Linked DNA regions of Homo sapiens: region 2 is linked to region 1. The links are chromatin loops, found by intact Hi-C in ENCODE. Cell type or tissue: dorsolateral prefrontal cortex. All regions are shown on one strand. Each heading gives the region's core, and the rest is flanking DNA. Links, peaks and the distances in the headings are about the cores only. Region 1 overlaps LOC105373989 (putative cuticle collagen 91). Region 2 has its middle 120 kb from the start of LINC01101.

Region 1 (15,154 bases), core at 6,161-10,160:
TGGCCACACATCACAGAATCCCTTCTGCTGTATTTGAAAATAGCCCAGCAAACACTTGTGGCTCACCCATGACTTGCTGGGCCTGCTGCAGCACTGGGATGTAAAGATAGAGTAGCTCCTTGTCTGAGCTCTGGAAGCTCAGAGTGGACAAGAGCGTGTGTAGATAGAAGACTGAGGTACCAAAATACAGGAACACTGCGGCCAGCCTCAGGAGGCTTCAGTAGAGACTTAGAAGGCAGAATCCTAGGGGCTTGTCATTGTCTGGATGAGGAAGAAAGGGAGAAGGGAGAATGGAGAGTGGCAAGTGTCTGGCATCAGGGCCACATTTCAACAGGCATGTGTGACATTAGAGGGCATGACAGAGAATGCAGCACATCTGGACAGTAAAGTATTTTTTTTTTTTTGAGACAGAGTCTTGCTCTGTCCCCCAGGCTGGGGTGCAGTGGCACAATTTTGGCTCACTGCAACCTCCGCCTCCCGGGTTCAAGCTATTCTCCTGCCTCAGCCTCCTGAGTAGCTGGGATTACAGGCGCGTGCCACCACGCCTGGCTGATTTTTGTATTTTTTGTAGAGGCAGTGTTTCCCCATGTTGGCCAGGCTGGTCTCGAACTCCTGACCTCAAGTGATTCGCCCGCTTCAGCCTCCCAAAGTGTTGGGATTACAGGGGTGAGCCACCGCGCCTGGCCTAGACAGTAAAGTATTGAAGTGCTGTGCTGGAGCTCTATGCAGGCTACCAAAAAGGCACAGAGGACCACCTGGCAGGTTCTGTGGTTTTAATAGAGTCAGGGGCTGATTAGGAGAAGCTCTGGGGAGGCAGTGATGCTGGAGGCAAGCTGTCAAGTGTCTTCCTCACAGACAAGGCTCAGGGGAAGGAGCTGCAGACTGAGCAAATAGTAGAAGTAAAGATATGAATGGGCGAGGTATGTAGCATGACCTGGTTTGTCTGGGACTGTCCTGATTTCACCACAGAAAGTCCTATGGCCCAGGAAAACCCTTCATCCCAGGCAAGCTGGGAAGATTGGTCATTTTAGAGACCCGGGGTCTGTTAGGTCCATTGGAGTAGCTTTCAGTGGCTGGAGAAGAGAGAGTCAGTGCGTGAGTTGCGGGGGAGGAGGAAGGGGCTACTTCCTGGGAAGCTGGAGGCAGTAGGGGCTGGATAAAAAGCCTCCTAGGCAGCAGAAGGAATTAGATCTTTTTCCTGAATAGGGGAGAATCACTGAAAAATATTGCAAGATAGGAGTGAGGCAGTAAAGAAATGAATGACATCTCCATTGGAGAATGGTTCTTCCTACTGTAACATAACATAGAGCTGCAGCTCATCAGTCTGTGTGTTTTATGGGCCAGGCTCGGCTGCCACCACTTTTCTCCCAAAGCAGCACACCCCATACCCAGGGCAGACCGGGCATAGGCACCTGCTTGAGGAAATGGCTCCAGTGTTTGCCCGGCTCTGGCATCATCGGTCAGAAGCCAGTTACATCAACCATCCCTTAGCTCCCACTTTTGGGGGCTTCCCAGCTGAAGAGTCTCGCAGCTCTGGGCTCCCTGTGGACCTGAATCAGGAGGGCAGACCACGCCCTTATGCATCCCCAGCGTCTTCCCTGTTCTGGTCACTTTTTACACTCAGAGACCACCCACCTCCTGCCCTCTCTTGCATACTGTCACCTGCAGTGCCCTCTCCTGCCTCCTTCAGAGCCCACGCTGCTGTGCCTGGACTCCCTGCCACCCCCTGGCTGCAGGACACCACCTGTCCTCGTTTCCTTCCACCTCCCTGACTGCCCCTTTCTGTTTCTCATCTTCGTTTTCTCCTGCTTCCCAGCTCCCATCTCAACCCTATGCCTCTTGACTCAGTTACCATTAGGTCTGGCTGCACATAGTGGAAAATCCCAAATAGCGGCGGCTTAAGTGCCCAAGGTTCTCTTCTGTCCCACAAACGCAGAGCAGAGGAAGCAGCTCAGGGCTGGTGTGGCGGCACTGCGAAGTCACCACGACCCCGCGAACTCACCACGACCCCAGTCTGGCCTTTAGGAATCTGCTGTCTGGAAGGCCCTGGCCAGACCCTGTTCCCCGACCCTGACTGGCTGGGCCCTACTTCCTCCAGGGTGGCTCCAGCCCCCAGCGCAGGCCCAGGCAGCTCTCCCACAAGCTCCCGTTGGCCCTCCATCTCCTGCAAGCTCCACTGTGCCAGGGCCTGTCCTGCTCATTTGCTCCCTCCGTACTGCCTTCTGCGGGGCCTAGTGCTTGCTGCCAAGGTGTCTGCCCTCCCTGCTAATTGATCTGAAGTCAGGACAGTGCCGTAGCCCAGTCATTGCCTGGTACAGTGTTCTGTTCCTACTAGGTCCTCTGCGTACATGTGGAATGAATACAAGAACCTTTTTGAACAATAGTTGGAGGCATCAGGAAGGGCTAAAGACCATCCTGAGGGGCCCCGAACCCAGAATATGTTCTGTGGTTGGAGGCCGGGAGTGGTGGCTCATGCCTGTAATCCCAGCACTTTGGGAGGCCAAGGCAGGTGGATCACCTAGGTCAGGAGTTTGAGACCAGCCTGACCAATATGGCAAAACCCCATCTCTACTAAAAATACAATAATCAACCGGGCGTGGTGGCTGGTGCCTGTAGTCCCAGCTATTTGGAAGGCTGAGGCACGAGAGTTGCTTGAACCCGGGAGGTGGAGGTGGCAGTGAGCCGAGATCGTGCCACTGCAGTCCAGCCTGGGTGACAGACAAGACTCTGTCTCAAAAAAAAAAAAGAAAAAAGAAAAAAAAAGAATATATTCTGTGGCTGGAGAGGAGGGCTAGTTATCACCAATGTGTGCAAGATTGGTGAGTGTGTCTGACAGTGTTCATAGATTTAATTACAAAAAGATTCATGGTTAGCTGAGCTCAGGTAAATAACAGTTTGACTACATTATGTACAGATACAAATGATGTCCTAAAGAGGTTGTGTAATAATGCACGTGACACCTCTTTTGACCAGTGTTACTTAATGTCAGTTGATGAGTGTTTCAGTATTTCTATGCCTGGCAGGTTCTTCTTTTTATTTCTAACTAAGTGTCTTGCTCTGTGCTGTTATTTCTGAATCAGTAGGAAGTTGTAGGGGTATGAGAAACATTAGACACCCTAAGGGAGATGAAGGTCAAATGAAATTTTAATGTTTTGTATTTCTTCATCCTAAAGATGCTATCTATTTATCTGGTCTATCTTTACATCTTTCTTTTTTCTTCTTGTTTGGAAAGGTGTCAAAGGGCACATCCTCCAATCCCTGGCTTGAGACCAGTTTGCGTGACAGGCCCTGCTGACAGGTGGAGGGTTGAGGACAGTGCCTGGTGGCTTGGGCTCTGCTCACTGTTCTACTGGCATCACGAATGCATGTGGCTCGACTCTGGGAATCTTGGAGCAACGCAGACGGCAAGTTCACAATAGGTGTTTGCCCTTCAATAGGCCAGAACTAAAACTTTATCCCCTTCACAGTGGGGCCTCCTAATTAGATATAAATAAATCCATCAAGCAAAAATCAAATCCTTCCCTTTCCATTCATTTTTTTTTCCTTTGGCATTTCAACCCATAATCTAATATATGGGGAAGAGAAGGCACTGTAGAGGTTGAATGACCTGGGCTAGGGAGGTAGGTGAGAAATGCCTCCTTTCTCAGACCAGCACCTGACTCGCAGTTTGGGGGCCTGGGTGGGGAAGGAGGAGGAAAGACAGGGAGCATGGTGTGAACCAGGAGCCTGCCCAGTGCCCAGACCAAAAGGGAAGGGGCTGAACATTGAGAGGACTTGAAATTAACAGAGCTTTACCAGCCAGTCAATAGGTCCTGGCTGCAGGAAGCTGAAGCTGCTAATGGCTCTGTTTTTTTCTCCTTCTACAGCCACGGTGGTTCCCCCTGTGGAGTTCCCTTCAATGCGAGACAGAGACCATTTTACTGACTGCGAAAATTCAATTAGAGTCTTATGTCAGGGTGGGGAGAACTTATGCGAAGCCCAACATTCTGGTGGCTCTCTTTTTGATCTGCTTTACCGTGGTACCTTCACAGGAAGTGAGTTCCATGAATACGGAACATATGGGTGCAGCTGGAGGGGGTGTGGGCTGTTGGAGACAGAGGTTCCTCAGTTTTCATATACATGAAATGATTGATGAGTTTCTTGCTTCTGTTTAGAAAGCAAAAAAGGGGAGGCTGAGGTGGGCGGATCACAAGGTCGGATCAAAACCATCCTGGCCAACATGGTGAAACCCTGTCACTACTAAAAATACAAAAATTAGCCGGGCGTGGTGGCGCGCGCCTGTAGTCCCAGCTACTCGGGAGGTTGAGGCAGAATCGCTTGAACCCGGGAGGCAGAGGTTGCAGTGAGTTGAGATCATGCCACTGCACTCCAGCCTGGTGACACAGCGAGACTCCGTCTTAACAACAACAACAACAACAAAAAAGCAAAAAAGATGTCTTGTCTGTAGACAAGCATAATTTCTTTGGTTTCTGTGTTGTCCCTGTCACCCATCAGAACCTCAGAAATGCTATCTGGGGTCAGCTGTGCATTTTTCTTTGTTGGTGGCCCATTGGACAGGCAGGTCACTTCTCGTCCTCCGAGGAGTAGATGGAAAAAAGGTCAGTTTGAAGCTCAAGGACAGCTGAGGACCGAGGCATGCCATTTAAGGGGAGTTTGGTACTTGGACCCAAGTATTCCCAGAGTGGACGCACTTGGGCTTGGAGACCCTAAACAAAGAAACCTTAGAAATGCTCTACTTTTCCTTTGTTAGTAGCAAAATAGCCAGCTCGCTGGGTTCTCGGCCACACATGGGCACCCGGAAGCCATCTACAGGCGCTCCCACGGCAGGAATGGGAGGAGGGGGCTCCTCAGCTTTTCTTGCTCAGCCCCTCCTCCCATGAGCTGCCCAGGCCTGTGTCCTGATGGAAGGACTCCAATCCCTCTCCTTCCTCCCTTTTGGTTCTCATGCTAGCCCTCAGTGCCTCCCCGATAGGCTGGGTCTCTGAGGCACTAGAGTGCTGCCACTGTCCTAAAACACCCCTGCAAGGGGTCACATGTCCTCCTGGCCTTACCACCTCTTTCTGGGCTGACAAACCCAGGCCTAGCTACACTGGACTTGACCTGGTTCCTCCCCTAGACCTACTCTCACGCAGTTCATCCCAGGGACCTCAGTTCCTGTCCACCTTGTCTCTCTCATGTCCACCTGGGGGCCACCTGGAAAATGCCTCCTTGTGCTTCATGGCTCAGTTCAAATCCTGCCTCCCCTGAGACACCTCTGGTAGACTTAGGTGTCTTTCCCCCTCAGCTTTATCCCTGTGGTCTCTCTGGGAGAGGGAGGATCTCCCTGCTCATGCACTGGTCTTCCCAGTAGACTTGGGGGTGGGGGTGTCAGGGCCTGACTTATGCCTTGCTGGATCTCCAGCAGCTATTTCAGTGTGTTTACTGAATGAAAGGGAAGGAATTCTGTGCTAGGAATAGTTTGTGATTAGCAATTTGAAGTGGGTCACTAACCAACTGCTGTATTTAGCACCTCTCTTTTTTTTTCTAGAAAATATACCAACTTGGACAGCCATCCTCAGGGGCCTGCTGTTGAAATATTTCCTGAATGTTCACAAATTTCCTGGATGTTCAAAACATGTTGAATTCTACTCTCACAGAACCTCCAGTAGCCCACGAATTGGTCTGAAGGCCCTTGCTGGATGAACCAGAAGTGGGTCCTCTCTACCTAGCTACATCGAGGCTCCCCAGTCTTACTGAGAATGAGGCCCAGAACACAAGAGTTTGTATGGTTCTTGCTGACGTACAATAGATTTCAGGGGTTGGGGAACTGAGGACATCATCTCAAAAGTACCACAATTGATGAGTAGCCCTATGAAATGCTTTTGTGTTAAAGCCTGTTTAGGAAATAGAATGGGGACATGAGCAGGTATGATATACCTGTGTCCACCTGCTTACACCTGCTGGGAGGGGACAGCAGCACACACCTGGAAGCATGGAGTGGCTTGCCGTCCAAGCTGACCAGAACGCAGGGCCTGTGCTGGAGTCCTGGGCCTGCTGCTGACCTACAGGGTCTTGGCCCAGCCACACTGGGCACCTCAGCTCCTCTGTCTGCCCCATGTGATGCCCCTACTTCATTCAGTCCATAAGCACTCACCAAGGCAGGTGCGGTGCGGGACACTGGACAGTGACAGATGAATAACATAGGTCTTGGCCCCCCGAGCCCATGAGCTACCAGAGATAATAAGCATCCTCACTGAGGCCACTGCTGGGTTTATGGATGCAGATGGCTGCCAGGGCCCTCCTGAGGTAGGAGGCACCCAGCTGCCCTGGTAAGAAATACAGGACTGTCTTATCAAAATAACCCTCCTGTGTTCACTCTTTCATCAAGGACTTGAGTCTGTGACCTCAAAGGCATGAGGTGGCCTTGGGGCATTCTGTGGGGCTCCATGTTGGTCTCTGAGCTCTTACAAAGGCCAGCTTGACCCCCAACCCTAGGAGGCACTCTTGGCTGGGTTCTCCTTCCCACCTGGCTCCAGGCTGAGGCCGTCCATTGCCAGTGTCCAGGGCTGCTGGCTGAGCAGGACACTGCTGCACTGGGCCTGGCACGCACCTCCTCTGTGCAGAGATCGAGTTGCTCTGGAGAGGTGTGACATATGATGGTGAAACTTGGCAAGAGTGGCTTCAGTGACAGAAAAATACATGCCAGGTCCCTAAGCCCAACTCTGCCGAAGGCCTTCTTCCAGCCAGAACCCTAGTGCCTAGTGGTGCAAAGACCTTCTCTCCACTCCACACCTTGCAGGAGCTGCAGGGCCAAGAACTGCACCTGGGTTCTCAATTTGTTTTGCAAATGAGCCCTAAGGCTCACGTATATGGTTTGCCTTGTCACTTTTGGACGTTTCCATCATCCTCAACAGATAGTGATGGGTTATGCAAAAAAAAAAAAAAAAAAAAAAAAAAAAAAAAGGCGTGCGTGAGAGGAAGTGCTCTGTACTCTTCCAACTTCTGCAAGCCCGAATCTACAGTGTCGCCATGTTTCCTTCCTGCCTTCTCCAAGGAGTTCCTTGATGGCAGCAGGGAGCCAGCATCCTGCATTAGGGTGGCCTGGTCTTGCAGCTGCTTGGAGGGTGTTGGCTACGGCACTGATGTGCATTATTGTATTCAAAACTGACAGACGCAGTCACATCCTTAGCCGAGATGGAAGGCTGAGTTTACCAGTACAAGGAGAACCAAGCTCGATGCTAAATGAGGCTTTGAAGCAACAGGAACAGGTCCTTGCCCCTCAGGAGGGGAAGGGGAGCCCCCCCCAGAAACACAAGGTGATTTGGAAGAACTCAATTTACACCCTTGGCTCCCGTGGGCTGGGGGATCAGCAGAGGGCAGGATAATCCCAGCTTCTCGAGCAGATGGTTTCTGACTACCGCTTGACCCAGTTCCCTCCCAGCAGATGACTGGCAGCGGGGCTGACAGCTCCTCCACTAGGGGAGCAAAGTGTGGACCCTCCTCCCAACCTCCTCTTCCCTCCTCCCACCAGCAAGGACACGGCGGCTTTTGCCCCTCCCTGGTGCCAGGTCAATGGGCAGGATGCTGCATCTTCTTGAAGGCTTGAAGGCAGGGAAACCTCACCCATATTCTCTCCCTTTCCACAGCCCTGTCCAGCCCAGGTGGGGCTGACAATGAGAAGGGCTGGCCAGGAACACTCCTGTGAGGGCTTGTGTTGGGGAGTGGGGGTTGTGAACTCCTTCATTGGCTTTATGGCTTCTCTCATTTCTTCATTCAATCATTACTTCAATAAGTTCTCCCTGATCATCTGCCAGGTCTGGCACCAGATAGGGCCCAGGAAGTCTGCTTCCCATGCAGGAGACAGACAAGGGAGGAGATAACAGCCAGGCACTGGGCTGAGAGCCTCACTCAGGTAAAAAACTATACAGGGCACAACCGGGTCAGGGAAGGCTTCGCCAAGGAGGAGAGACTGGGCTGACTCTGAGAGCCTGAGAATGAGTTTGTCAAGTAGCTGGTGGCTGTGGTGACGGAGACAGCCGGGTGGGCAGATGCAAGCAAAACCAGGAGGTGGCCAGCCTGGCTCAAGGCCACCATGCAGGAGGTGCTTCCCAGGAGGCAGAAGCTCCCGGGCCACAGGCTCCCAGGCAGGGCAAGGGCAACCTGATGGGAGAGCAGAGACTCTGGCCCTGGTGGAGATTCTAAGGAGGCAGAAGGGCTGCCATCTCGGGGATCCTCCTGGATCCCTGCTTCTGACTTCGGTCGGCAAACTCACACCCGCCCTAGTTTTGCCCGCCAGCTTCGGGTCGGTTCCTCCGATTGGGAGGGAGGGGGCGCTCGGCTTCCAGACTTGCAGGCCGCCGCGGGCCTGCGGTCCCGGCCGAGCTCCACGGTGGCAGGGCTGGCCCGAGAGACTGGCGGTGGGAGGCGGGGGCAGGAGGCCACGCTCCGCCTCCGACGTCCCCGATTCCCCAATATCCTGGGAAAGCCAGGATGAACTCCCATCGTGCTTCTGCCTTGAGTCTAGCCCGTTGCGAGGGAACGGGGTACGGCTCCGTGTCCTGTGGGCATTGTCATGCGGCCCCAGACCCGGGTGGGGGCGTGAAGAAGGACAGAGGAGCGCATTGCACTTGGGGCCCCGGACGGGTCTGAAAGTCAAGTTTCCACTGACAGTGTTCCTTGTCCGGTGGCCTGAGAACGGTGACCCTAGAACCATCCTTTATCGGGTTGTGTGAAGAGCCTGGCCCAGTTGCCTCGCTGGGCCTCCCACCCAGCCCCTGTGATACAGGTGTTACTGTCCCTTCACAGAAGAAGAGGTAGGCGATAGGAAAGGTGAGGACTCTATCCAAGGTCACTCCTGCAAAGCTGGCAGTGGCTGAGCCCGAGTGGAACCCGGGTCTGAGTGAAGCCAAAGTTTGTCTGCTGGCGAAAGTGGGAATTCCCTGGGGGTGGGGGTGGGGGTGGGGTACTGTAGACCCTGCCAGCCCCTCAAGCCCTGAGGCTCAGTGGCCTCCGGGCCGCGCGCCTGGGATCCCGCACAATCGGGGCGTTCCTCCTGGCCCAGCAGACGCAGCCGCTGGCCAGGCCTCCAGTGGCTACTGCCTTCCCGCCCTCCAGCTCGCAGGGTCCACGCCTCGGCCAGTGCGACGGCGGCCCGGGGAGCTGGGTGAGGGCACTGCAGCCCCAGAGCGGCAGCCGCCGGCGGAGCCTGCCTCTGGCATCCCAGGCCGCGCCGCACCCCGCTCGCCTCGCCAGGCTCGGCCGCGAGGGAGCGCCCCGGGAGGGCCGGGGGCGGCCACGGCGGCGGGAGTCGCCTCTGCTGGTTGGGGAGGGCGGCAGCTGGGACAGAGGCAGGGCCTGCGCGGCGGCGGGGAGGCGGGAGTGGGCCGGGAGGAGCGCCTGGGTCCAGCGCCTGGAACCCGTCGGTGCCGCCGGCCGCCCAGCTGGGCAAGGGTCCGGGGCGCCCACGTGGTGGGAAAGTTTCGAGGTAGCAAAAGTAGCCCGGCATTGCGGGGGGTGGGAGGGGAGAGGAGGGGAGGGGAGAGGGCCGGCTCGCCCCTCCTTCTCGGGAAGGCAGAAAGGAAAAAAGCGGTGGGAAGCAGGGGTGAGCGCGGGGAGCGGGCAGCCCCAACCTGAACAGATTCCGCTTTCTCCTCCTCCCCCCACCCCGGGAAGCTCGAGCGGGGAGGTACGGACCGTCTCCTCTCGCACGGGCAGGACGACACCCTCCCTCCCCCCCTTTTTTCTGCCAACGTCTATCTCAACGCGCGCGCACATACGGAGATTGTGCGGCTTTTTTCCCCCTTGGGAGAAAAAACGGGGAGAGTAAAAGAAGAGAGACCAAAGAGAAGAACTCCTCCTCGGCGAGCTCCGCACTCCGTGCCGCGGCCCGGCGCGGGGACGCCGCCGCCGCCCGCCCGCTCTCTCCCGGCCCTGCGGCGGGTGCCAGTACGAGCGCGAGCGAGGGCACTGCACCCGGGGACGCTGCGAGACTTTTCGGCGCTCGAGCCGACCTCGCCGCCGCCGCGGCAGGCAGAAGAGACAGGAGCGAGAAGGGCCCTGCCTCCCCCTCGCCTTCCTCGCCCGGCGCCCCGCGCCCGGCCGGGCCGCGCAGGCAGGCGGAGGGAAGGAGGGAGGCTGCGAGGAGGCGGGCGGAGCAGAGGCCCCGGCGAAGCGCGCTGCGGCCGCCCGCCCGTGGATGCGGCGCCCAGGGATCCTGGAGACAACTTTGCCGTGTGACGCGCCGGGAGGACTGCAGGGCCCGCGGCCGAGGGCTCGGCGCCGCCTGTGAGCGGGCCCGCGCGGCCGGCTCTCCCGGGCACCAAGCTTGCTCCGCGCCACTGCCCGCCGGCCCGCGGCGAGGACGACCTGCCCGTCTCCGCCGCCGGCGGCCCTTCCTGGCGCGAGGCAGTGAGGGCGAGGCGCTCAGGTGCGAGCGCGGGGCCCCGCCGCAGCGCCCGCCGCAGCGCCGCGCCAAGCCGCGCCCGGCTCCGCTCCGGGGGGCTCCAGCGCCTTCGCTTCCGTCTCAGCCAAGTTGCGTGGACCCGCTCTTTCGCCACCTTCCCCAGCCGCCGGCCGAACCGCCGCTCCCACTGACGCTGCTTTCGCTTCACCCGAACCGGGGCTGCGGGGCCCCCGACGCGGAAAGGATGGGGAGAAGGCTGCAGATGCCGAGGCGCCCCGAGACGCCCGTGCGGCAGTGACCCGCGACCTCCGCCCCGCCCGGCGCGCCCCTCGGGCCCCCGGGGCCCTCGGCGCCCCTTCCCTGCCGCGCGGGAACCCCCGAGGCCCGGCCGGCCCCCTCCCCCTGCGAGCCGGCGGCAGCCCTCCCGGCGGGCGGGCGGGCGGAGGCCCGGGCGGGCGCGGGCGCGGGCGGGGGCGGGGCGGGGCGGCGCGCCCGGAGCCCGGAGCCCGGCCCTGCGCTCGGCTCGACTCGGCTCGCCTCGCGGCGGGCGCCCTCGTCGCCAGCGGCGCACCATGGACGGGCTGCCCGGTCGGGCGCTGGGGGCCGCCTGCCTTCTGCTGCTGGCGGCCGGCTGGCTGGGGCCTGAGGCCTGGGGCTCACCCACGCCCCCGCCGACGCCTGCCGCGCCGCCGCCACCCCCGCCACCCGGATCCCCGGGTGGCTCGCAGGACACCTGTACGTCGTGCGGCGGCTTCCGGCGGCCAGAGGAGCTCGGCCGAGTGGACGGCGACTTCCTGGAGGCGGTGAAGCGGCACATCTTGAGCCGCCTGCAGATGCGGGGCCGGCCCAACATCACGCACGCCGTGCCTAAGGCCGCCATGGTCACGGCCCTGCGCAAGCTGCACGCGGGCAAGGTGCGCGAGGACGGCCGCGTGGAGATCCCGCACCTCGACGGCCACGCCAGCCCGGGCGCCGACGGCCAGGAGCGCGTTTCCGAAATCATCAGCTTCGCCGAGACAGGTGGGTCCGGCCCTCCGGCTGTCTGCCGCGGTCCCCGCTCGCTCCCGCTCTCCCTCTCCTTGCTAGCTCCGGCTGCCACCGCCGCCACCGCAGCCCGCGCGCCCTGGGGCAGCCTGGACTCCCGGCAGAGCTCCTTCGGCCGTGGCCCTGCGCGCTCCGCCCGGGTTGCAGTCCTCTTCCCCCAGGCCGCAGACCCTTGCCTGCTGCCTCAACCCCCCGCCGCCGATCGCCTGGCCCTCCACCCCTGCTCTCCGGAATCGGGCCCCAGCGCCTCTGGGCGCGCGTCCCCCTCCCGGCAGATGCGCGCGGCCCTGGCTCTGCGGGCACTTGCTTGGTGATTGCTTAATGTTTTTGTTTCCCACGATCGGAGTGTAGGCTTAGCAGTGTGGATGGAGATGTGTGTGCTTGTTGATATACGTGGGCCGGAGGAGAGAGAGAGTGTGTGTGTATCTGTGTGTGTGTCTGTGTGTGTGTGTGCCTGCGTGAGAGGCCCCTGGGGCCGCTTCCATCACCGGCGGCGTGGGCTTGCCAGGATTGCTGAAGCCTCGCTGGGGAGAGCTAGGCAACCTCTCTTCCGATTGTGTGGGCACCGGAATCGGGCGGAAGGCAGGCTTCTCAACAGGTCCATCATTTACACAGAGAAAGCCGCGGTTCGGGGACAGCCCCGTGCCTCTCGGCTTGCCTGGCAGCTGCAGCAGACCCCTCGCCCGAGAGGCAGAGTCGTAGTTAACAAAGGGTATGGCTCCTTTCTGGAATCCGCCCCCCCCCCCGGCCCCAGATTGCAAATCTCTAACACTGTCTAAATATAAAAATCAGGGAGAGAAAAATCTTTCGGAACTTTAAAAGAAGGAGAAAAATGTGCCCGCGCCAAAATGCTGCAAGTGCTTTCGACTCCGCTGTCCTTTTCAGGACTTGAATGAGCCAGGCTGGCTTTTGTGCCTGGAGCTCGGCCCCATTTGTGCCGAGGGGACTGCGGAGAAGGTCGCAGAGGGGGAAGCCCCGGTGCAGTTAGGGCGGGGGCAAGCGGGGAGCCTCGGTGGGGGGAGCGGTTGTGCCCCTGGCTGCAAATGCCCCCCACCCCACCAGGCAGCAGGCAGCCCGGGGATGAAAAGGGATGAAAAGTTTTGCATGGCCGGGTGTGGAGAAAAGCAGAGACAATCGGGGCTGGTTTGTGCTTAGAAAGAAATGCATTGCCGTTTTAGCTGTCCACTAAAGTGAGTCAGGGAAAGCTCGCCATGCAATTAGAGGGCTCGGATTAAAAGGTGCTTTGGGGCCCAGAGTTAGAAATGTGATTCTGGAAGGTCGAGGAGGCCTTTTGGTCCCGGTGGCACAAAATGACAGCGGGGGCTGTTATATTTCTGGTCCGTTTCACGGAGCCAGCTCTTTGACTTATAAATAACAGATTCAGGTCACAGGCAGCTCGTCCAAGACCAGCTTTTAAGGCTGCAGTTTCCCCCATTTCAAAGTCAGATGTCAGTGTTATTAGAGGAGCCAGGCGAGGCCTGAGGTAGGGGCTTGGGAGGGGCATGGTGGGAGGTTTGATAAAACCAGCCCTGACCACAGAGTTTCATTATTTGTTCTTCCTGAAAAAAAAAAAAAAAAAAAAAAGGAAAGAAAAACGTAGATTGTCAGAGGCAAGGGTCACCGGAATGTAGGATGAGAGGGGAGTCATCTCTTGATTGGCACAGCCTCCTTCTTGTTGAGCTGAATTATTGAGAAAATTAACTAGCCAGCTCCCCTACTCCTTGGGGATTTTGAACGTGCCATTAACAGGGAGCCAGAGTCTTGTCAAAGGATTGGACCTCAAGTTTTAAGGCTGAATGTCCTGTCCCTTGAAACTATTCTATAAGGGCTAGGCTCTGCAGCCTGCAAAGCACACGTTCCTATGTCAGAAACCTGAGCAGAGCCTGCTTGTTTGCAGTGGAGGTTCCACTGGGGGTTGGATCACATCATACTTAGGTAAACACTGGAAAGAGGCGGTAGGTGGCTCAGCTTGATTTTGCAATGCGCTAAGTTAACCAAAAAAAAAAAAAAAAAAAAAAGCCCTACTAAAACCACCCACCCCAAAATCCTCCCTGCGATCCTGGTTTTGTTTTTCAGATTTCACAGATACCCATAACAACTTGTTAAGATCTTGGCCCCCTGACAAGTTCTTCTGTTGTGCTTTGAGGCCTGACAGCCTGTCTCCAGGGAGCCCTGGCCTGGGAGAGGTGAGGCAGGATTTTATAGGCGCGGACCCTCCAGCCCCAGCCTGGTCCGGGTTTCTCAATGAGAAACGATTTTCTCTGCCTCTCCCAGGTTACAGTCAGAGGCCCTGGCCCCAAGAATGGTATTTCTGGTCAGTAACGTTTTCCAGCTGTGTGGCGAGTTGCATTCCAGCATCCTGCAGCAGAGAGTGTGTTTCCCCCATTGCCTTGTGTTCTCCTTGAATTAACTTGGCTCGCCCTTCCCCTTTTCCGCAGATGGCCTCGCCTCCTCCCGGGTCCGCCTATACTTCTTCATCTCCAACGAAGGCAACCAGAACCTGTTTGTGGTCCAGGCCAGCCTGTGGCTTTACCTGAAACTCCTGCCCTACGTCCTGGAGAAGGGCAGCCGGCGGAAGGTGCGGGTCAAAGTGTACTTCCAGGAGCAGGGCCACGGTGACAGGTGGAACATGGTGGAGAAGAGGGTGGACCTCAAGCGCAGCGGCTGGCATACCTTCCCACTCACGGAGGCCATCCAGGCCTTGTTTGAGCGGGGCGAGCGGCGACTCAACCTAGACGTGCAGTGTGACAGCTGCCAGGAGCTGGCCGTGGTGCCGGTGTTCGTGGACCCAGGCGAAGAGTCGCACCGGCCCTTTGTGGTGGTGCAGGCTCGGCTGGGCGACAGCAGGCACCGCATTCGCAAGCGAGGCCTGGAGTGCGATGGCCGGACCAACCTCTGTTGCAGGCAACAGTTCTTCATTGACTTCCGCCTCATCGGCTGGAACGACTGGATCATAGCACCCACCGGCTACTACGGGAACTACTGTGAGGGCAGCTGCCCAGCCTACCTGGCAGGGGTCCCCGGCTCTGCCTCCTCCTTCCACACGGCTGTGGTGAACCAGTACCGCATGCGGGGTCTGAACCCCGGCACGGTGAACTCCTGCTGCATTCCCACCAAGCTGAGCACCATGTCCATGCTGTACTTCGATGATGAGTACAACATCGTCAAGCGGGACGTGCCCAACATGATTGTGGAGGAGTGCGGCTGCGCCTGACAGTGCAAGGCAGGGGCACGGTGGTGGGGCACGGAGGGCAGTCCCGGGTGGGCTTCTTCCAGCCCCCGCGGGAACGGGGGTACACGGTGGGCTGAGTACAGTCATTCTGTTGGGCTGTGGAGATAGTGCCAGGGTGCGGCCTGAGATATTTTTCTACAGCTTCATAGAGCAACCAGTCAAAACCAGAGCGAGAACCCTCAACTGACATGAAATACTTTAAAATGCACACGTAGCCACGCACAGCCAGACGCATCCTGCCACCCACACAGCAGCCTCCAGGATACCAGCAAATGGATGCGGTGACAAATGGCAGCTTAGCTACAAATGCCTGTCAGTCGGAGAGAATGGGGTGAGCAGCCACCATTCCCACCAGCTGGCCCGGCCACTCTGAATTGCGCCTTCCGAGCACACATAAAAGCACAAAGACAGAGACGCAGAGAGAGAGAGAGAGCCACGGAGAGGAAAAGCAGATGCAGGGGTGGGGAGCGCAGCTCGGCGGAGGCTGCGTGTGCCCC
Region 2 (15,154 bases), core at 6,387-10,386, 240 kb after region 1:
ACATGACTTTCACCGTGCTGGAAACTCTACTAACCTTGGATAAAGAGAGAGAAAGCTCCTGAGCTCATAGCTTTCAGGGTCTCAAGGAGGGGCAGCGAGGGCAGGGGAGTAAGGGAGAAACCTGGGAAGCTCTGAGCACCTGCAGACTTCCGGCTCATATCCTTCCATCGTGCCTCGGTTCTCCCAGCTCCCTGTGCAGACTTAGGTCAGATCCAGCAGAAGTATCTGATTGGTGGCTGGCCAGCCAAAGGGTAGCACCCTCCAAATCCACTCCTAGTCCAGTGGGCTCCAGACTGAGCTTGTTGGGGCGGGTCACATTTGAAGAGGAAATGGGATTCAGCAGGCCAATGAGCTAATATCTGGGTTGTCTTGGATGATCGGTGGTTGACTCCAGAGGCTGCGTGATAGAGCAACGAAGGCCTGAAACAGCCTCAGCCCACCTGGGCTCTATCTCCTCCCTCCAGAGCTGCAAAATGCAGCTCAATCTCCCTCCCAGCCCCAGGTTCTGAAATTGCAAAATGGAAATAATAATGTGTTTGTCACAGGTTGTTGTGAGAAGAAAATAAGATAATAAAGAGGATAGTGCTCTGCAAACTAGAGATGAGTTGTTTTATTTCACACTCAAGGAAGTGAAAGTCTTGAGTTTTACTTTCCATGAAATCTTGGTCCAGCTCCCAGCCGATGCTGGGCACGGGTCAGACCTTACCCCTTCATCCACAGCTTGTGAGGGAAAATGCACGTAAGTCTTTCTGCAGATGGCACCAGGCTGGACCAGCTCAGCTTCAGTTGTATCGCTGTCCCCAGAGGAAGGTGGGTTAGCCCTCTGGGTCTCACTTTCTCCATCGGCAAAAGGGGCTTGCAGAGGACTGCCTCACTCAGCTCACACACTGCTGGAGGATTACATAATCCCCTTCTCCCTGCTTGCCTTCTTTGCTCCACATTTGCTTTCTTCCCCTGCTCTCTGGGGTTTCTGTGGATGGTGGCAGCTGACAAAGAAGGAGCCCTTTGGAGCATTTCTATGCCCTCAGCAAACTCTCCCTCCTGCCAATTCCTCTGAAACCCAGGCCACCTGCCTGCACAGCCCAATGCCAGATGAGAGTGCACTTTGCGTTCATCTTTAATTGTTTCAAGTATGTCAGTAACATTTTCACAGCTGGATTCTAAACCTCAGAAGTTGTTGATGATCTCTTTTAGGAAGGTCGCAGGTGCCCTCCCTGCAGGAGCAGAGCAGGCACACGGCAGCAAGTTTGTTGAGCGAAAAAGGAACAGAGCAGATCTCAGCACAGTGCTCTTGCTGACTCGACTGGTCCTTCCTTCCAGTTCTCAGCCTCTTGACCTCAACACGTTCCTCACTGTCCCCACAGCTTCAGTTTCCCATACTTTGCATGCTTGGAACAAAGTACTCCTCTCGAGTGGGCCCACCGAGCTCCTTCCTCCTGGACCCCTTCCCACTGGTCCCTGGGATCCTGGGACACCAGCGAGGAGGGGCTGTCGCTCCTGAGCTCGCACCCAACTCTGCAGGCCCGGGTGTTATCTCTTGCAGCAGCTGACAGTGGCGCCGGCACCACTTTGGTGTCACTTTTAACACTGCGCGTTAACACCACTGGCTGACTGTCTGCGCAAGGAGGCCCCGGCAGAGCCGCGTGCAGCCACACCCCACATGTGGAGTTGTTAATCCGGCAGTTGTTCAGCAGGTTCTCTGGGCCTCACCTCCAAATGTGTTACTTCTGGAGGGAAAGACGCCCACAGAACAGCACAAGCTCTCCAGGAAGGAACGACAGAACCGGCCTGTCCTGCGTTGGCCAGGAAGAGAAGAGGAGGCATTTCTGAGCAAGGACATGCAAAGTTTTGGTGCCTGGATCTCTGCCACCTACATACAGTTCCCTAAATTAGAAGAATAAGAGGAAGGAGAGAACGAGGAAGAGGGAAATAGTGTCACCATACAACTTAAAATCTTTTCTTAAATCTGCAGCTTTATCCGTGCCACATGTTTTCGAAGAATATTTTATGATGTAATGGGAAGAGACAAAAGCAGTGAAAAAGCAAAATCACAGACGCGATGTGTCTTCGATTCTGGGAATGTGTGGGGTGGACGTAGTCACGGTGTCCCAGGTCCACTCGCCCATTGCATCCAGGCACCCTGGAAGATTTCCCTTCCTCGCCCCTTGATATCAGGATGGTTGTGTGAGTTGCTTTGGCCAGTGAAATGCGAGAGAAGTAACCTGTGTCACTTCTGGGTGATGGTGTTCAATTGCTGGTGCAACCCTTCCCAGCCCACTCTCCCCTGGCCTAAGCAGTCATGGGAATGTGTATTCATTCTGAAGGCCCAGAAGCTCAAAGGAGCCTCTATCACTGAGCCACAATATGGGAAAGAGCACCTGAGAGTCACCCAGACTCCTGTGATCTGGGTATGAGCAGAAATGAACCTCTGTGCCTTGAAACCACTGAGATTTTGGTACGGTTTTCCCTGGACTATGATCTACACTGACTGATAAAATAAGTATACAAAATAGATGGAAAAATATTATCGAGAAGCATTGCAGTGACTGGTAATTTTTGTTTTTACACTTTACCAGATTTCTCCCATTTTTTACAGTCAGCATGTTTTACTTTTATGATGTTTAAATGTTCCCGGTCTTACGCATAGCTAGCTTTTTTGAGTAAATAAATGTGTCCTTGGTACGGGGCTATGTGTTTCACTGTGTCATCTCACTTAATGCTCTGAAAACCCTAAAAGGATTTTCCCATTTTGCAAATGAGATATTTGAGTTTTAGAGAGATTAGGTGCCAGGTATTCTACACTCATTATCTCATTTATCTCTTCAGAGGCTCAAAATATTTTCTACCAATTTTAAAGGTGAGGCTTGGGGAAGTCGCCCACAGTTAGTCACTTAGGAATTGAAGAAAGTGAAATTAAAACAACTACCATCACAACAGATACCCTTTATTGGATGCTTTTATGTGCCAGGTCTAGGCATGGTCTCATTTAATCCTTTCAGTAACCCTACCATGTAGGTGCTAATATTATCCTTACCTTCTAGGTTAAAAAATGGAGGCTCAGAGAGATTGAGCAACTGGCCTAAGGCCACACAGCTAGCAATCTGTAGAGCTGGGACTGGCACCTTGGTCTGTCTAAATTTTGGTCAGCTCATTTTGCTAAGAACGAGGCTGGTACAAAAGGTGATTTTTAGGTAATACATGCAAGAAAATTTTTAAATTAAACTTCTAATTTTATAAAAAATTGTATGTTCAAAATTTTCAAAGCCAAATGGTGCCCTGAGGCTGACAATGAAATGCAGCAGTCCTGCCTTGCCTCAGAAGAAGCTACTTTAAGTCTTTTAGCTGTTCCTTCTGACATTTCCTTTCATATTTCTAAATATCGTTCTCTAGATGTATTTTTCAAATATTATGTATTGGCTTCCTCCTGTGGAAGATTGCTGGTTCTCCACCAGCCACCATCCACAAACACACACTTTTTCTTCCAAGATAGTCCTATCACAGTTGCTAAATCAACACTCAGTTGTTACCGTATCATATCTACATATAGATTATTCACAGCTAAACAAGGGACTATATTATGGTTACAGTTGCAGTCTTGTACAGCTTTTTGTTTTCCCTGGAGTTAGTAAGTACCTCAGTTTTTAAATTTAATTAGTTTTTGATGTAAGATTACTAATTCTTCCCACAAACCGTGACAATAAAACTCTAAAATTTCTCGTAATATAGTCAAACACATCTGGCAACCTATCAGTTCTGTTTTTTTTCTTTGAGCCCTCCTGCTTCTACCTGGATCAGTTGCTCTCCTGGCCATTGTAGTAGAAGTTGTGAAATTTCTCTTCAACGTTACACTGGGAATTCCCTTTCCCTCTGTCCTGTGTCGGTGCCTTGTTTCTTAGATACTAAGTCATCTTCTTTCTTGCTTTACTCCCTTCATTTTGTTGTAATATACACGCCAGTAGCTTCCTTGGAGGCTGCATATGGGAGTTCAGTTTTTGGATAATTGATTGACAGTTTGGCTGGAGGTATAAATCTCAGTTGGAAATCATCTCCCCTCAGAGTTCTGAAGGCAGTTCTCTATTGGCATGTGGTGTTCTAGGTTGATGTTAAGCAGTCCGATGCCATTCTGATTCTCGATCCTCATGGTGTGACTTTTTCAGTCTCCAAAAGCTTCTAGGATTGTCTGCTTATCTTTTGTTTCTAAAAAAAATTTTCATAACACTTAATACTTATTCTGAAAAAAATGCTTTCAATAAGTTAGACTAGATGGATAATTCCATAAATTAGCATTTATCTATTTTAGCCCAGTCATCTATTTTATATCTAGAATAAGCCAGGGGGCAGATACTTTCCACACTGTCATCACCATCGCCACTACTCTGGAGGATTAGCCAATGCTCCAGGAAAGAGGTATCCGCTTGGAGAGGAGGAGGTAATTTATCCGTGTTTGAAGATTATTTGACCATTTACATGGAAAACCCACAAGAATCAACTGAAAAAGTTATTGAAAATGACTAATTGTGTAAGGTAGCTGGATTCAAAATTAGCGTTCTATTATCAATGGCCTTCAAATACACAGACAACAATCAGAACTAAAATATAATGGATATAAGACTCCATTTGCAAAAGCAACCTAGAAATAAACTTCTTAAAAAATGTGCAAAACCATTTAAATGCTGCCAAAGGATACAAATGTGAACTTACAGCACATTCTTGGGTTAAAAATCTCAACATTATAAGGATGCCAGTTCTCCTAAATTAAGCTACACATCAACACAATCGCAGTGAAAATACTAACAGAATTTCTTGTGGAACTATACCAGCTGATTTTAAAGTTGATATGGAAAAATATACATGCATCCAGGAAAAGTTTGAAAACAGAAATGTAAAAAGCAGAGATAACCCCATCCATTATTTACTTGTATTTTAAATCTATTATAAAGCTAAAACAATTAAAACTATGGCACAAGTACATGAATAGCCATATAATTCAGAAATTACTAGAAGTCATCCAATATATATAGGAAGTTACCATATGATCAAGTTGGCACTTAAAACAGGATTTATCCATATTTGGTATTGGAACAATTGGCTACCCATCTGTAGAAGAAATTAATTTAGATCCTCACTTCACATGTTATACCAAAATAAATTCTACATGAATCAAAGGTTTAAATGAAATTCTTAAAGAACCAGAAGAAAATAGGGGATATGGGAATGACTATCTATTGAGCCTTTACTTCAGCTCAAGGCCTGGTGACAGTAAGCAGGCCCAGCTCATGGACTGTGGGCTGAATAATGGATTGATTGACTATCAGGTCCTTTACTAGATGCTGTAGCAGTGGCTGCCAATTGCACGCACTGGTCTAGATTTGCTACATGTCTTAGTCCATTTTTATTGCTATAAAAGAACACCAGAGGCCGGACGCGGTGGCTCATGCCTGTGATCCCAGCACTTTGGGAGGCCAAGGTGGGCAGATCACGAGGTCAGGAGATCAAGACTACCATGGCTAACATGGTGAAACCCCATCTCTACTAAAAATACAAACAATTAGCTGGGTGTGGTGGTGCGCGCCTGTGGTCCCAGCTACTCGGTAGGCTGAGGCAGGAGAATTACTTGATGCCACTGGGAGGCAGAGGCTGCAGTGAGCCGAGACTGCGCCACTGCACTCCAGCCTGGGAGACAGAGCGAAACTCCGTTTCAAAAAAAAAAAAAAAAACAACAAAAAACAAAAATTAGCTGGGCATGGTGGCACGTGCCTGTAGTCCCAGCTACTCGGGAGGCTGAGGGAGGAGAATCTCTTGAACCCGGGAAGTGGAGGTTGCAGTGAGCCGAGATTGCACCACTGCACTCCAGCCTGGTGACAGTGCAAGACTCCATCTCAAAAAAAAAGAATACCAGCGGCTGGGTAATTTACAAGAAAAAAGAGTTTCTTTGGCTCACAATTCTACTGGCTAGAAGATTGGGCATCTGCATCTGGGGAAGGCCTCATGCTGCTTCCACTCATGGCAGAAGGCGAAGGGGAGCCATGCGTGCAGAGATCACATGGGGAGAGAGGAGGCTAGAAAGATGGGGGAGGGAGGTGCTTGCTGGACCCTTTTGAACAACCAGCTCTCACAGAAGCTAATAGAATGAGAACTCACACTGCTCCCCCGGCTGCCATCCCCCAATCTTCTGAGAGGGAGGGCATTAATCTATTCATAAGAGATCTGCCCCCGTGACCCAAATACCTTTCACTGGGGATCAATTTTCAACATGAGATATGCAGGCTGGGGGCGGCAGGGGAGATGCAAACAACCCAACTCTCACTACATGTCATTTGTCTGGTTCTACCAGTGTTAAAATAGTTTTTATTTTGGTCTGATATTTTACAAGGGAGTTTTCACATCAAAATCTGGATTTCGGGCCTCCCCTGAAAACGTATACCAATCTGGCAGCACTAGACCCTTATTCCTTCATGGACCAAGCAGCTGAGCCACTGCCCTTTAAAGGCCTGAGGATGGGACATATGGTCTGGGAGTCCTGAGGAGCCAACAGGACCCAGTGAACAGGCAGGTAATGGGAGCAGTGGCTGGTGGGCCCAGAGCCCTAGGGTAGGGGGTGAGGGGATGAGGCTGCAGCTGTGGCAGGGTGGGGCAGTTCCTGGGCTGCTGTTGTCACCCAGGCGAGAAGTCGTGGCAGAGGGAATGCGAGGGAGAGGCCTGGCTGGAGGGAATTTGGGACTTGAATCCACAGCCCACAGGGCTTGAGGACAGATGATGTGTGTGTGTGTGTGTGTGTGTGTGTGTGTGTGTGTGTGTGTGTGTGTTGGGGTGTGCAGGGGAGCCTAGCTGTTGGAGGAGGAGGTGAGGAAACACCCCAAGATGCTCACATAGAGAGGTAACTGCTCATGAACACGTAGACCAGATCCAGTCACCCTCCTGCTTAAAACCCAAGCACCCTACCTGAGAGGCCCGGCCCCTGCCCACCCCTTACCCGAGAGGCTGGGCCCCTGCCCACCTGGGTGATCCTTTGCTCTCACTCTGTGCTCCCTTGTACTCCAAGCCACGCAGCCCTTGGGCCATCCTAGAACCAGCCAAGGGCTTTTTTTTGGCCTCAGGGCCCTTGCACTCACTGTTCCCTCTGCCTGAGACACTGTTCCCCTGACTCCTTAGCTGGCCAGTTCCCTCCTCATCCTTCAGGTTTCCTCTTAAATATGCTCTCCTAAAAGAGGTCTGGAATAAGCTCCTAGAGGCCAAGGGACAGCAGGAATGCTGACTCCCACGGGGTCCCCGGGCCCATGGAAAGAGGAGTAGATTTCTGAGTGCAAAGGGAAACCTTTGAAGGGCTGGCGTGGGGGGTGGGGCGATGAAGCAGCTGGGTCTGATTTACCCCCTGAAAGCCTGCCAGTAGCACCCGCATGGGAAACCACAGGGCCGGAGTGGCCACTGGGGAGAGTTGGAGCCCTTGTGCTGGTGACAGGCGCAGAGGTAGTGCAAATGGAGAGAGGACATGGGGTATTCTGGAACCCACAGGACTTGCGGAAATGCGGGAAGGAGTGGGGTGAGAGCCATAGGCAACAGGAAAGAGTCAAGCGGGGTGGCGCTGTTTCCAGCCCCAGCAGGGGGTAGGAGGTGGTGCCAGTTTCCTACGGTGGAAACCCAAGGAAGGCACGAAGCAGGTGTGCTTTGGAAGGAACAGTTCTGGCGCAGCGCCTCTTCCTGTCGGCCCCCTTCTACAGTGCGCCTGGACACAGGGTGACGGCGCAGAGCTGCGCGGGCATCCCCAGCTCCGTGGCTCCGGCTCAGGTCGGCTGAGAGGCCTGGATCGAGGCACGCTGTCCCCGCGCCGCCCGCACTGCCAAGGGCAAGGGCACGGCCGTGACCGGGTAGGAGGCGGATCCCACCTGTGAGCCACTGAGCCACTCAGCCTCCGGGGAAGAGCGAAGATCAAAGCGGCACCCCACGTCGCGGGGCTGGGGAGGGAAGGGCATGAAGGCCTGTCCTCTGCGAGGCTTCAGGCGCCTGGAGGCAGGGTGGGAGGGCAGGGCGCGGGGGCTTTGTCTGCGCGGAAACGCCCTGCCCGGCGCCCGCACAAAGGCCGCTTTGTGCCCGCGGCCGGCGGAGGTGGGGGCCGCGCGTCCCCGGATCCCCCTGCCCCGGCCCGGCCCGCGGCCCCGAGGGGGCGCCCGCCACTTCGCCGCCGCCAGCCCGTGGCCCCGGGCGCCAAAGGGCCTCTTAATTGTTCCCAGAACGGGTGGCATTTAGGTCAATTAATATGCAAAACAGGAGTAAATCATCTCATTCGCGGGCCCCACGCGGGGCGGGGAGCCGAGGCATTTGCTAGGCAGCGAGGTCGCGGCCCCCGCCGCGTGTTTATCTGGGGAAATGGAAATCAGGCGACGCACAAAGCCGCCCCGCGGGCCGGGCCGCGCCCTCGGCCGCCCTCGGAGGGGTAGCCGGCGCCGGTCCCGACCTGCGGCCCGGGCTGGCAAGTCGGCTGCAAGCCTGGGGTCGCCTCTGGCCCTCTCTGGTCCACCGTGCCTAGCTGGTGATAGCAGGAGTTCTGTTATTACATAAATCAGGTATTGGGAGAATAATACGATTCCCTAAGTGCTTCTAATTGGAGCTTGCGTGCTCCTGACCCATTATTATGCTACTGAGCCTTGACTGAAGTCCAAAGCCTACTCGCATTCCTGCATTTAATCCTCAAAATCGCACTAAGAGGCAGGTGATTATTCCTATTGTTCAGCTGAAGAAACCGAGGCAGAGAGGTGAAGATCGTCACCTGGCCCAGACTAAGCCCTTCACCATTAAGGTGTGAGCCCCAGGCCTCTGTTATTTCACTGGGCAGCTCTCTTCGCTGGGGAAAATGGCCCCTGCAGGCAGAGTTCTGTGAGTCTCGCTACTACTGCACCATCCTTACTCATTCTCCCTGAATTCCAGAAATGTAACAGGACCCACTGTGCACCTGCACTCTTCTAGACTCAGACGGTTCCACAGGGAACAAAACAAGAGATTTTGGCCTCTTAGGACACCAGCGAGAGCACCTCCAGGAGAAGCCAGCAGGGCGACAGGAATGGCCCCTCGAAGGAGGTGACACCTGAGCAGAGACCTGAGGGAGGTGAGAGAGACTTCCAGGAAGAGGCAATGGTCTTGAGGCTGCAGCATAAGGAGGCCAGGGAGGGGGGTGTGTGGAGCAAAGCGGGAGGGATGGAGACAAGGCAGAGGTGGCCAGGGCTGGCACTGGGGGTGCCGGCTCTAGTTCCAGCTGGACACCGGAGTCTCTGGCTTCTCTTGGTCTGGGGACAGTCTGTGCATGGGGAATTGTAAAGGCTTCTGCTTGGCTCAGCCTGGTTCAAGTGGCCCCATCCTGGGCTAATTGGCAGTGGCTAGGGGCAGGTCACATACTGGACACACTCCCATCAGCTGGACACCCACCCCAATCGATACCCACTACGCAAGTAGACCCCAAACCTGGGCAGCAGGCAAAGTCAAGAGCAGTCCAGGGAGCCAGGGTCCAAAAGCTGGAGACATTTCTGAAGGTTGTCAATCTGTGAGGACAGACATGAGCCTGGAACTGAAGATTTGGATAACCCACGTGCACTGGGGCCAAGAGATAAGGGGCATCAGGTGTCCAGACGTGATGGAGGGATGGGAGGGAGAGGTAGGTGAACAGGGAGTGCTCAGAGCTAGGTGAGATATTTTAGCAAAATCACCAAACAGGAAAAGTTGAAGATGCTGGTCCCGTGCAGCTGCTTCTGTAGGAGTTCATGGGGACAGGGGTTACCAGAGGAGGGTTTGCAAATTTTTCCTATAGGATGCCCTCTCTATGGTGATGTACTTGGTCGTCAGTCAACTGCCTGGACAGCCCTGACTTTTCCCCTCTCTCCCCACCCTTGCCATGCGCTCATCAAGCCTGCCCATTCTTGCTCCTTAATGCCTCTCTCCCCAATCCCTTCCTTTCCATTTCTGTGGTTCTCTTTTGGTGAAGACTATCAATCATCTTTGGATCATTGCAGCGGCTTCCGCCCTGATCATGCTACTCTCACTCTTGCCTTCAATTCACACTCCAGATAGGGCACCACAGGAATCTTCCAAACACGTAAATCTAAGTTACCACCCTGGTTAAAACCTTCTATAATTAACACAACAACACAACCTGATTAAAAAATGGGGCAAAGGACTTAGGCATTTCTCCAAAGAAGATATACAAATGGCCAGCAAGCACGTGAAAAGACACCCATCACCCATCTTTAGGGAAACGCAAATCAAAACCACAATGAGATACCATTTCACACCCATTAAGATGGCTATTGCACAAATATGGTCCATTGCATAAATATATCTCTTCTCCTGTTGATGAACGTCTGGGCTCTTTCCAGTTTGGAGCTATTATGAATAAAGCTGCTGTATATTGGGAGACAATTCCCCATGAGTCTCTCGCATTTCTACACATCTTATGAGTAAGGCACTGATTGACCTATCTTTTCATGGGTGTTTGTATTGCAGACAGCTTTGGAAGATCAAGCGTCTCCCTCTGGAGCAAAGGGCAAGCACGCTTGCTTCCCATTGTAAAAGATCCAGGTTCCCTAAGCTCAGGGTTCCTCTCCTGTAATGCAATTCACTGCAAGTACAGGATCCATCTGGGCCCACTCACATTGTTCTGTGGGACTTGGGGCAAAAGGAACTGACGCAAATATGCTGATACACATGCTGTTTGCTGTGCTGTGAGGAATAACATCCTTTGTCTCTGACTCATGGTTCTGGCATCTTCTGCCAGCCTCTCAAGAGCCTAACTCATTACCTTTCAAGTTGAGTAAAATTTCAGACCCTTTATAGTTCTTGACATTAAGTGTTCTTATACAAGTGTTTCTGGGAACATATATTTTCCCACTTCTTCTTTGTCCTTCTCATCCTGCTGCCTGGAGTGCGGACCTGATGGCTAGAGCCCTGGTTACCATCTTGACCCATGAGGACCAGAGACGTAGTGGGTAGAAGGAGCATGGGTGTCCAAGGCTTTTGCAGGTCAGAGTGATCATATTGGCCCTGGAATTTTACAGGAGGGAAAATGCCTTGCTTACACCACTGTACCGTGGTGTTTTCCAACCCTATCTAATGCAACCCATGTCGTGGCTCATCCTGTCTGGGATGTTTTCCCGCCCTCCCTTCCTTTGTTCACTAATGTATATCATACTAACCTCAAGAATGACTCTTCATATTTCTAGTTCTTCCCACAATGATTGCTTCCTGTATCCTAGGGCCTTGTACAGTGTCTGGCACAGTAGTAGGTGCTCAGGAGGTAGGAGTTGATGAGGTGAACAAATACATAAAAGAAAAACGCAGGTTGGCAGAGATGATGGGAAAGCGGCATTCTCACTCAGAGGAACAGGTAGAGCATTAGGTTGTCGGGGAGGGAGCCCGAGCTATAGTCCTGTACCGGATGACACCACCGCAGCTCTTTCCTCTCTGGGCTCAGTTCTCTGGCTCTGCAGTGTGGGCTTTGGCTAGGATGATGAATGCCCATGGTCCCCACTGATTCTCAAGCCCTGTGCAAACTCTGAAATTTGAATACTGCTTTCCTGGCAATGCCTCCCTGCTTTTCTCTCCTGTAACTTATATTTGACCAGTGGCATCACTTGATGGCTGAGAAAGGTCCTACTCCTTGCTGGGCCCAGGACTGCTCTGCAACCCAAGCTTGGGGAGACATGGGTGCCTGGGCAGCTTAGCAGCTGGGGAGACTGACAGCTTTAGTGAGCCCAGCGGGTGGCATCAAGTTTCTGGGTGCCTGGTCACCATGTTAATCTGCTCTTGGTGCCACTAATACCAATTTGTGAGCAGACAGCCAGGATCAGACAGGCCAGCTGTCAGGCAACTGTGGACAGCTCAGTGTGTGGTTTGATTTTATGGCTTAGGGCTGGAATTATAAATTAATTAGCAAATTTAAGTTTCTGGAGCTGCTTCAGATAGGTAGCTCCCAGGGGCCAGGTGACACTAGTTTGACCCAGTGACCCCAGCCCAGGTCCTGCCACCCACCATTACCACCACCAAGGGAGTCAGAAAGAGTCCATCTTGTTTCCAGCACCACCACCACCCTGCTGGGGGACCCAGGTGGGCCCCTCTCCCTCTCTAGGCCCAGCCTCTTCATCTGTACACAAAGGAGCAGGACTGGATGCTTTTGTCTGTCTTCTCCACGCCAGCATTCTGGGATTCTAATTAGGCACAAGATGTCTAGCGTGTGGTAGAGCCAGCAAAGCTCTCTGTCCATGCTTCTGCCTCCAGGGCAGGTGGGACCACTTCCCCTGCTTTACCCCTGTAACCTTTACTGAGCTCCAGGGATCCTTGTTTCCAGAGAAGACAGGCAATAGAGTGGAGTGATCTAAAATTACACATGCAGCTGAGTCGCCCCTTCAGCCAATCTCCACCCTCCATCAGGGAGGTTTCCCAGTGTCCTGATGGCGGGGCGGGGTCTCCAGATGCCCCACTGGGCTACAGGCCCTGCCTGTCCTAGTGCTGCCTCTCATCCCCTCTCATCGCCCATGAACCCCGGCCACACCAGCTCCTCCCTAGTCCTCCTAAGGGCCAGCCGCCTTCCTGCCTGCCACAGGATCCTAGCATATGCCATTCCCTCTTCCTCCCCAGTGTACCCCCCCTTCCTCCAGCCTGTCGTCCTGCAGGCTAATGCCCCCTCCTTCAAGAAGCCTGACCTGACGCCCTATTCACTGCTCTCTGAGTGCCCTGCACTTTCCCTGGCACCCCTCATCACAGAGGGAAGCACTGACTCTTCGGGTCACTTGTTATTTCATGCTGTCCCCATCCCCCCTTCAGGACTGTGAGATCCATGGCAAAGGAGCACATCTGTTTTATTCACCAATTTTTTCAGAGCCTACTAGTGGTCTCCCAACATTTATTGTCTCCTCCTCTCTCCCAGTAAGAGATCTCTTGATTTTTAGCTTGGCCTGTGTTCACCCGAAATAAAGACCACAGCTCCCAGTACCTTTGCAGCAGGTTGTGACCACGTGATCAAGTTCCAGCCAACGGAGTCCGAATGAGCAGGCTGTGCGTGGCGCCTGGCTGTGCCTTTCCTCTTTCACCTCCTCCCGCTGGTGCAGGAGCATGAGCAGTGTAGGTGTGAGGTGTGCGGACCGTGCAAACAGGAGCTCGCTCCAGAAATGCAGAGCAACAGGTAGAGGGGCCTGAGCAATGCACCAGCTGTGGCTTTGACAAGCAAGGAGCCAGCCTATGTCTGGTTAGAGCCACTGTCATTCTAGCCCAGGTCATATAACTGCATCCTAAACCTAACTTGTATACCCCTACATCTGGTAGGCACCTGGTAAACATTTGCTGACCAAATGAGGGATTGAATGAATGAACGAGCAAAGTATTGGAAAACCAGAACTAATGATCCTAAGCTTCAAGCACATTTTGGATTCCAAGAGCTTTTATGGGCTGACCTGGGACCTAATAAACATTATTTGCTTGAAACATGGCCCAAGTCCTCCACAGATGGGCTTGTGTGTCCACAGACAGTGGCGGGCTTCATTGGCCCTGAGATGGGGCCTGTTGATCTTCTTCTTCCTGACACAGCCATAAGGCTCAGGGAGGCCCTTCCTGTGGCTAGCTGGCCCCCACCAAGTAGAAGGTGTCTCTTTATTTTTCTTTTCTTTTTTTTTTTTTTTTTTTTTGAGATGGAGTCTTGCTCTGTCACCCAGGCTGGAGTGTAGTGGCCCGATCTTGGCTCACTGCAACTTCCACCTCCCGGGTTCAAGTGATTCTCCTGCCTCAGCCTCCCAAGTAGCTGGGATTACAGGCACATGCCACCACACCTGGCTAATTTGTTGTATTTTTAGTATAGACAGGGTTTCACAGTGTTAACCAGGCTGGTCTCGATCTCCTGACCTCGTGATGCGCCCGCCTTGGCCTCCGAAAGTGCTGGAATTGCAGGCGTGAGCCCCCGCGCCTGGCCGAGGGTGTCTCTTTACCAGGGCTCCACCAAGCAGAAGCCCTACTAATGATGGCAAGGACGTGCCAAGGCCCTAAGAGTGAAAGCGAGACCAGATTTCATCCCAAGTTCTTTTTAGAAAGGTAGAAGTATTTTTTTAATGGATGCAAAAGCTTTGAAAACTGGTGATATATGAAGAAGGATAATAATAAATGTTTTGACAAGGGGGCCTGTCAGGACAGGCACTGCAAAAAAGTAGGTAGAAATTGAAAATGTCCCAGAATCTATAGTTGCCAATGCCTGAGATTCCTTCCTTTGGGTAAAGTAACCATAGTTTTTGAAATGCAGATAACCCTTGACAGGGCATGCTGTAAGCCATTCTCAGCGATCTGTGCCTCTGTGTGTGGGCACGCGTTTATGAGATCCTTGCAACTGATTCAGAGCAGGTTTGAATGGAGGGTGGTGGGGAGAGCCGAGAAGGGGGCTAGGCGAGGAGATTAGGGAGGCCAGGCTGCAGTCCACCTACCTCGAAGGTGCCGCTTCCTAAAGATTGGCAGGAGAATGGGGCATTGACACGTACTTTACAAGAAAGAAAGGCACACGCAGTTCTTCCGCCACACCAGTGACCTCAAGGTCCATCCTCTTTCGGGGGTGCAGAACAGTGGCTCTGAGGTCACCCGGGTCGCTGCTGTCCCCAGCTGGAAGGGTTACCTGCGGCCATGGAGGCCAGCTCCCTGCCTCAAGGCACGGATCTACCCAAGCCACATTGGACAGATGTGCTACAGTTTACATTTAGGCTGCAAGTGTCATTAATTACCCGCAGAAGCCATGAGCTCAGGGAGATTCCCTTGGCTTAGGTCTTCCACCTCCTGCCAGAAATGCAATGCAGGTGGGTTGGGCTGCGGAAACTGGATGGATTAAAGTTCAGGCTTAGCAAGAAGATATATTGGTAGGTGATTATGTGCTTTGTGAAAGCTTTGCTGTACAAAAGGGAACTACCCCCCAACCCCAACCACCACCCTTGGATTCCACCCATCCACGTGCCCTGCCGGGAAGATTTAGCCCCATCTGCTGTTGTGGAATTGTGTTGGAAACCTTTGGGGATACAAGGGAAAGAGCAGCTAGCTTGGCTATCCTAGACCTGGAGCTGCCCCACCTGTACCTTGCTTTTGGGTAACTTTAGGCAAATCACTGCCCTGCTCTGAGCCCCACTCTCCAACACCTTTAAGGCTCAGC

Evidence for each region. Peaks named below come from ENCODE experiments on the same cell type or tissue, not always from the same donor. Only the 100,000 strongest peaks of a DNase experiment are listed, where the experiment ranks them.
Region 2: a loop joins it to region 1, with 3 times the contacts of the local background. A loop is called at or near these places in 4 of 110 quality-filtered maps.

Annotation. Positions count from the first base shown.
Region 1 is chr2:120,335,236-120,350,389 of GRCh38, forward strand. It overlaps LOC105373989 (putative cuticle collagen 91), which reads left to right. Exons shown (of 3, transcript XM_047446882.1): 2 at 8,687-8,792; 3 at 9,652-10,758. The coding sequence ends at 10,679. It overlaps INHBB (inhibin subunit beta B), which reads left to right and starts at 10,901. Exons shown (of 2, transcript NM_002193.4): 1 at 10,901-11,401; 2 at 13,864-15,154. The coding sequence starts at 10,954. The coding sequence ends at 14,639. RefSeq lists a cis regulatory region at 8,053-8,543. In dorsolateral prefrontal cortex, for the core only: CTCF peaks have their summits at 8,300 and 8,502; DNase peaks (open chromatin) are centred at 8,306, 8,610 and 9,342; H3K4me3 peaks cover 2,091 bases; H3K27ac peaks cover 1,036 bases; H3K27me3 peaks cover 4,000 bases.
Region 2 is chr2:120,579,291-120,594,444 of GRCh38, forward strand. No RefSeq gene overlaps it. Among named protein-coding and RNA genes, the nearest start is that of LINC01101, 120 kb to the left of the region's middle. RefSeq lists an enhancer at 8,834-9,727. In dorsolateral prefrontal cortex, for the core only: a CTCF peak has its summit at 8,145 (motif pointing right); no DNase peak of the experiment used is centred there; H3K4me3 peaks cover 829 bases; H3K27me3 peaks cover 2,302 bases.